2 separate regions of the Homo sapiens genome follow, and region 2 is linked to region 1. The links are chromatin contacts, found by Hi-C or POLR2A ChIA-PET in ENCODE. All regions are on one chromosome and are shown on one strand. Each heading gives the region's core, a stretch centred on a gene start or an enhancer-like site at or near the end of the contact. The rest is flanking DNA. Distances are from core to core; before and after follow the strand shown. Region 1 overlaps FASN (fatty acid synthase). Region 2 holds the start of DCXR-DT (DCXR divergent transcript).

Region 1 (4,447 bases), core at 1,460-3,959:
TAGGTACCCGCCACCATGCCCGACTAATTTTTGTATTTTGTAGAGACGGGGTTTCACCATGTTCGCCAGGCTGGTCTTGGACTCCTGACCTCAGGTGATCCACCCACCTCGGCCTCCCAAAGTGCTGGGATTACAGGCATGAACCACCACCCCCGGCCCATTACTTTTTGTAGAGATGAGGTCTTGCCGTTTTGCCCAGGCTGGTTTCAGACACCTGGTCTCTCTTTTTTTTTTTTTTTGAGACGGAGTCTCGCTCTGTCGCCCAGGCTGGAGTGCAGTGGTGCGATCTTGGCTCACTGCAAGCTCCACCTCCCGGGTTCACGCCATTCTCCTGCCTCAGCCTCCCGAGCAGCTGGGTCTACAGGCACCGGCCACCACGCCCGGCTAATTTTTTGTATTTTTAGTAGAGACCGGGTTTCACTGTGTTAGCCAGGATGGTCTCGATCTCCTGACCTCGTGATCCGCCCGCCTCGGCCTGCCGAAGTGCTGGCATTACAGGCGTGAGCCACCGCGCCCGGCCTATAATAAGTACTTTAATGTCTTTGGCTGCTGATTCCAACATCAGTGTCCGGCCAGGGTCGGTTTTGATTGATTTTCTCTCCCTGTGGGTCTTGTTTTCCTGCTTCTTTGGCTGCTAATTTTTCACTAGTTGCCCCAGGGATTGTGAATTTTACCTAAATATTTTTGGGCTTTGTTCTGGGATGGAGTAAGTTTACTTGGAAACAATTTGAGGCCAGGCACAGTGGCTCACACCTTTAATCCCAGCACTTTGGGAGACCAAGGTGGGCAGATCACCTGAGGTCAGGAGTTTGAGACCAGCCTGGCCAACATGGTGAAACCCCATCTCTACTAAAAATGCGAAAATTAGCCGGGCGTGGTGACGCGTGCCTATAATCGTAGCTACTCGGGAGGCTGAGGCAGGAGAATGGCTTGAACCTGGGAGGTGGAGGTTACAGTGAGCTGAGATTGCGCCACCGAACTCCAGCCTGGGAGACAGAGCAAGATTCCGTCTCAAAAGAAAAAAAAAATTTATGCTTTGGGGTCTTGTTTGTAAGATTTTTGTTTTGTTTTAGGTGTACCAGCGCTAACTAGTAACCAGCTAATAGATCTTGGGCCTTGAGACACACCCATCTGAGTATTCAATGTCTCACGAATTCTGAGGTTTTCTAGTCTGGTTGGTAGGAACAGGCACTGGTTTCCAGACCTGTGCAGTATCTGGCACTGTTCCGTCTAATCCTCCTGCTGGTTTCCTGCTCGCACGCATTGAAGGTGCTTGGCCTGGTGCTCACAGGAGAGCCCCCGTAGCCTCCTGCCTGGCGGTCCCGGGACAGCCCCTGCACCCCGCCACTGTCTGCCAGCTCCCCCCGGGTGCTCTGTCCTGCAATCCTCAGCCTCATTTTCCCCCCGGACTCTCAGCTCCACTTCCTCAACTCGGGGGGTCTGCTGGACTCCACCTCTCACTGTGCCCGGCCTGGAAGCTGCCAGGCAGAAGGCTGAGGTTACCCTAGGGCTCCTGGCACCTTGTTCCCACCCAGGGGTCACCGTCCTTCTTTGGCGGAGGCCTGGTATCCCCACAGCCAGCACCTCCTGTCCTTTGCCTGGATTTTCAGCTGTTTCCGGTGGGAGGGTGAATCCAGGCCTCGCTACTCTCTGGATCAGAACTCCAATTCGTTACATTAATTTTCATTTTAATTCGAAAGAAAAAATAACTGAAGTGAAGATAATTGTGTGACTTAAGGTAACTGTATCTTCATAACAAAGATACGTGGTTTCTCTTAGGTCTCCCTGAAGCTCATTTGCAACTTGGATGCACCTCAGGCCCATCAGAGCGCCTCCTCCCCTGGCAGCAGCTGAGCCAGGAACTTCAGAGACCCCTGGACACCACATTCCGGTACCGGAGAGCCGGGAGAAGCAGGAGGGGTGACAAGAGCCCATGTGCTGGGCACTACCCGCCTTGCCCTGCAGGGCCTGAGGCTGTGGAGCTAAAGCAGTTTAGTTCTGAGGCCACCCCCAGATAGGCCTGTGAGCCTCTGTCCTCCCTGGTGGCCCTGAGCCTGTGTGCACGGCTGGGGTGGGAGTGGCCGGAGGAGGGGTGGAGAGAGGCCAGAGGGGACCACGGCTGAAGGGAGCAGCTGCCTAGTGTTGGGGGACCGCAGGAGGGGTGTGGCTGAGCCTCGCTCCGATGCCCGCCTGCTGTCCACACTCACGCCTGGACACTGCCCACCTGCAGCCGCTGCACCAGGCCCACCCCCCCAGCAGGGCCCGTGGTGTTCACTGTAGTCCTGGCCCACTACCCTGCCCTGGGAGATGGCCCCTGCGCCCACCCCTCCCCTGCCTCTCCAGCAGGGGCTCTCCCAGCCCCCCACCCACCTCTGTGCCTTGGCACTCACACTGAAAGGGCCTCTTCTGTGGGCATGCTGTGCCTTCCGGAACCCCGGGCTGGCCTGCTTTGCCCATTCCCGAAATCCAATCCTGGCTCTCGCTCCTGCCCATGCCTCTACCCCAAGCTCATGTCCACCCAGCGGCCCCCCGCACAGCCACCCGTGGGGTGCTGCCCTTATGGGTCCTGGAGGCTGTGTCCACCCCACCCCTCGATGCCGGGGGTCCAGGTGCCCAGGGCTCCCTGTCCCTTGCTCCCTCCCAGCCTCCACTCCTTTGCCTAAACCCAAGTCTTCTGGGTCAACCTGGCCAGCCAGTGGCGCTATTGACACCGTCTTGGTGAGGCTGTGACGGCATCTTTGGCAGGGCGAATGCCTGCAATCCACTGACTTCAAGCAAATACTATTCTCCACGAGGGGCCTCTCCTCAGCTGAAGCCAACTTCCCAGTGTCTGTACCTCCTACACGTTTCTCACTGGTGGTGTTTCTTGGCCAGAGCCTCGGTACCCCCCCCCCCGCCAGTCCCAGCGCTTTCCCGGGAAGCCCGGGGCTGCCACGCGGGCTCCTTCCTCACTCCCCGGCCCAGCCCCGGCTCTGGGACATGGCCTAGGGGTGTGTGGGAACTGGGGACCAGAGGACAGAGGGCATCCCCTTCACGGCCCCGTGACTGGGTGGGGTGGAGCTGGAGAGCTTGCAGCTGCCAGGTCAGGGAGGAGGGAAGAAAGGACGGTGGTGGAGATCACATGCGGTTTAATTGTGGGAGGCTGAGAGCAGCATTTTTACCAAATTGGTGTAAAAATGAAACGGGGTCCAGACGTGTACACTGACAGTTACAGTAAATTTCAAAATCCAAGCAGCAATTTGAATCATTTCTTGAAAAACAAACACAGACAAACACCAAACATGGAGTTGGTGCCCGGCGCCGGGCATAAGGGCAGCACCCCACGGGTGGCTGTGCGGGGGGCCGCTGGGTGTGGCCGGGCCCTGTGTGCCTGTGCAGGGGCCCAGCTCCTCGGGGACTGGCCCACGACCCCCCACTCAGCGGGCTGAGCCAATGCCTGGCCGAGAGGGGGCCGCAGCCAGCAGGCTTGGGTGGCTGCCCGCGCCCGCAGGGGACATCGGGGAAATGGGGGCAGAGTGCGGGACCCACACGCTGCCTGAGGAGTCTTGGCAGGGTGGACAGGCCTGGGGGTCTCTACCAGCAATGCAATAAATATGCAAATCCAAGCACAGAAAGACCAAGCGCAGACCCCACGGGCGCACGAGGCCCAGCCCAGTTCCTGCGGGCACGGGCACCACCGGCTCTTCACAGACCAGGAGTCTCCAAGTCGGCAGCTCTGGTGTCCCCGAGGTGCCGTGGGAGGCGGCGGGTGGGTGGGACATGCCTAACACCTACATCTAGCAGCCTCGGGGGGCAGTGGCACTGGGCCGGACAGGGTCCCACCGGCAGGACCCTTCAATCCCGTTGCATGGCGGGGGTGGGGTGGGGTGGGGTGGGGATGGTGGAGTGACCTCCGGTGGCAGGCGGGGGCACGGGCCTAGCCCTCCCGCACGCTCACGCGTGGCTCAGCCAGGGAGCTGTGGATGATGCTGATGATGGACTCCAGGCCGCTGCCCTCCAGCAGCGTGCGGTGGTCACCCTCGATGACGTGGACGGATACTTTCCCGTCGCATACCTGCAGGGGATGCGATCAGCTGCCGTCCCACCCCACTCCTGTCCCTGTCCCCGTTCCCGTCAGGCCCCTTGCGCACCTGGGAGAGGTTGTAGTCCGCGCCCAGGTCCTCGCCGTAGGCGCCACCCGTCTTGGCGCGCAGTAGCATCACGTTGCCATGGTACTTGGCCTTGGGTGTGTACTGCTCAGCGGCACGCAGCTTGTAGTAGAAGGACCGGGCCGCAAAGCTCAGCTCCTGGCGGTCCAGGCCCTGGTGGCTCTTGATGATCAGGTCCACGGCGGCTGCCACACGCTCCTCTAGGCCCTTCAGCGGCAGCAGCGCCTCCAGCACCTGTGGGGTCGGGCTCTGAGCAGGTGCTGGCAGCACCCACAGCACCGGCCTGCCCTGTGCTACAC
Region 2 (2,822 bases), core at 323-2,822, 40 kb before region 1:
GTGTCCTAGGTTGGGGGAGGTACCCCAGCCCTGCTCACCTTGTGGGGCCCGAGCTCTAGGGCCATCACCTTGGTCAGCATGTCCAGGGCACCCTTGGTGGAGCCTACGAAGAGGAACCCAAGCTGGCTGGGGCTGGGGTCGGTGATGAGGGCGAGGCTGGGGCTGGGGTGGGGCTGAGGGCACAGCTGGGGCACTCACAGTAGACGCTATGGTTAGTTACTGCCCGCTGGGAGCACTGGCTGGAGACATTCACGATGGCCCCTGGGACTCCCCGGGCTATTAAGCCCCTGGCCACAATCTGGAATCGCAGCGAGACCGTGAGGCAGAGCTGGCATCACTCACGAGAATTCCCGTCCAGCCCACAGGGCAGCTCACCTGCGACACCTGGATGACCGCACGCAGGTTCACCTCAAAGGATCTAGAGGCCGAGGGACAGACCCTGGTCAGAGATTAGGGCTGCTGCGTCCTCCAGGACAGCCCCTCCCTGAGGTTCCTCCGCCCTCACAGGCTCACCTGTCAAAGGCCTCCTTGGTGACCTCCAGGAAGGGCTGCAGCAGGGCGACAGCGGCGTTGTTCACCAGCAGGTCCACGGGGCCCACGCTGCCCAGCGCCCGCTCGGTGGCCTCCCAGTCACCCAGGTCCACGCACACGGGTTCTATCCCCGGGCACTGTGTGTATCAGGGGGCAGTTACCAGAGGCTCTGTGCCCAGCAAGCGGCACAGCTGGGGACTGGGGCTGGTGACCTTTCAGCCGGACAAGTAAAGGAGTTAGGAGTTCCGAAGGTGTCGGGACTGTGGGGCCAGCAGCCGGGCGCTACCTCCGGCCGGTTCACTTCCTCCCTGCGCCCGAGCGACTCCTGCCCGGGGCCTGCTTCGCAGCCATTTCGGCCTCTTTCTGAGCCCGGGGGCCCCGGCGGCTCTGCCGACCACCCGGCCGCCCACGCAGGCCACCAGCCCCGAGAGAGGGTGCGCGGGCGCCCAGGCCGCGGTGAGAAGCGCAGCGCCCGCGAGGGGAGGCGGAGTCGCGCACAGAGGTACCGCCCCCGCTCGCTGCCGCCCCCTCCTGGCTCGCCGCCTCGCAGCGCTGGGACCCGGCGGGACCTACCTCGCGGACAAGGCTGTCAAGATCCGCCTGAGTCCGGCTCACAGCCACCACCCGCGCGCCCGTCGCGTGCAGCGCCTGGACCGTGCCGCGCCCTATACCTGCCGGGAGCGGGCTCAGTGAAGGCGTCCCCTGCCCGCCTCTGCCCGCCGCCGGCCTTTGCCCACCTTTCCCCGCCGCCCACCTTTGCCTGCCCCGGTGACCAGCACCCGGCGGCCCGCGAGGAACAGCTCCATGTCGGCGCAGTCTCCGCCCTCCGCACTGGGGCTGCGGAACTTGAAGCTCTGGCCACGATGGGCGGGGCGCGGCGGGGCCAATGGCAGGGCGGCCTTCAGATAGGCGGTGGGGACATTCAAATAGCTGCTCCCCGCTGCAGTGATTGGCCGAAAGGAGTGGGCGCGCCGGGGCGGGGCGGGGTCTCCGCTGCCTCAGGGACGGGTCTTTTGAAGTGCCTGGTGTGACCCATCTTCCGTGCTTGAAATCGACGTAGTGGACCCTGGCTAGCATATTTTTCCCTGCCAAGATTATTGCAAAAAGACGATGTGGTGGTTAATATCGGAAAGAATGTGTGGTTAATATCAGGAAGAACACGTGAAATGGAGAATTTCAGGGCTAACATTTCTTGTTTTGTTTCTGAAAACATCGGCATGTCCTAAAAAGTGTCGCCTGTGCCCATCATCTCTCAGGCTTGGGAGCAGGACACCGCCGGCTCACTTTAAAGCCAAGGGAAAGAATTTGGACAACCAACTACGTCTGGAGAAGACACCAATGTCAGCAGAGCTCCGCTTTCATCTGTGGGCGAAGGATTACCTAGATGCCAAGGCAAGAGACTGAAGACACAAACTGTTTCAGTATAACAAAGAAAATAGGCCGGGAGCGGTGGCTCACGCCTGTAATCCCAGCACTTTGGGAGGCCGAGGCGGGTGGATCACGAGGTCAGGAGATCGAGACCATCCTGGCTAACACGGTGAAACCCCATCTCTACTAAAAATACAAAAAATTAGCCGGGCGCGGTGGCGGGCACCTGTAGTCCCAGCTACTCAGGAGGCTGAGGCAGGAGAATGGCGCGAACCCAGGAGGCGGAGCTTGCAGTGAGCCGAGATTGCGCCACTGCACTCCAGCCTGGGCGACAGAGCAAGACTCCATCTTTAAAAAAAAAACAGTTAAAATAAAAATAGTCATAATACAAATTAGATATAAAAATGATCATGATCATGGATAATTATCAATCATTAGTATAAACATTATTAATCATTAGCTTTTAATATTACTCTTTGTTGCATTACTAATATAACCTAGGGACATTGTGAGAAGTGACCTAGAAGGCAAGAGGTGAGCCCTCTGTCACTCCCGCATAAGGGCTGCTTGAGGGCTCCTTGGTCAAGCAGTAATGCCGTTGTCTGGGAAGCCACCCGTTACTTAGAAGACTGCGAAGGGGAGTCTCCTTTCCTTGGAGGCGTCAGGGAACACTCTGCTCCACCAGCTTCTTGTGGGAGGCTGGATGTTATCCAGGCCTGCCCGCAGTCATCCGGAGGCCTAACCCCCTCCCTGTGGTGCTATGATTTAATGGTCACATTTCTTGTCCACTTCCATGTTCCTCCCGTACTCCTGGTTCCTCTTTGAAGTTCGTAGTAGATAGCAGTAGAAGAAATAGTGAAAGTCTTAAAGTCTTTGATCTTTCTTATAAGTACATAGAAGAAAGCGCTGATGTATGGTCTTCT

What was found. Hi-C counts contacts between places; a loop is a spot of excess contacts on that map. ChIA-PET counts read pairs that join two places held with the same protein, here RNA polymerase II (POLR2A). Pooled maps may share reads with other maps.
Region 2: a map of breast epithelium shows a loop between it and region 1 (2.1-fold over the local background). The contact joins the promoter of DCXR-DT here to the enhancer-like site in region 1. A Hi-C loop is called at or near these places in 9 of 168 maps with a recorded cell type or tissue (CD4-positive, alpha-beta memory T cell, CD8-positive, alpha-beta T cell, HepG2 and 6 more), 13 of 37 single-sample maps with no recorded cell type and 19 of 50 pooled maps. POLR2A ChIA-PET finds 5 or more read pairs at or near these places in 33 of 52 experiments (A549, A673, AG04449 and 27 more).

Annotation. Positions count from the first base shown.
Region 1 is chr17:82,075,227-82,079,673 of GRCh38, forward strand. It overlaps FASN (fatty acid synthase), which reads right to left. Exons shown (of 43, transcript NM_004104.5): 42 at 4,131-4,382; 43 at 3,112-4,054. The coding sequence ends at 3,917. Among named protein-coding and RNA genes, the nearest start is that of DUS1L, 12 kb to the left of the region's middle. RefSeq lists a silencer at 4,173-4,373. Within about 2 kb of position 2,710, at least 4 of the 41 ENCODE cell types and tissues checked have a DNase peak (open chromatin) inside an H3K27ac peak, as active enhancers do; they include breast epithelium, where a contact is called at or near this core.
Region 2 is chr17:82,036,346-82,039,167 of GRCh38, forward strand. It overlaps DCXR-DT (DCXR divergent transcript), which reads left to right and starts at 1,573. Exons shown (of 2, transcript NR_159948.1): 1 at 1,573-1,923. DCXR (dicarbonyl and L-xylulose reductase) reads right to left here and starts at 1,352. Exons shown (of 8, transcript NM_016286.4): 1 at 1,286-1,352; 2 at 1,105-1,202; 3 at 514-668; 4 at 376-418; 5 at 199-298; 6 at 39-103. The coding sequence starts at 1,337. RefSeq lists a silencer at 743-1,572.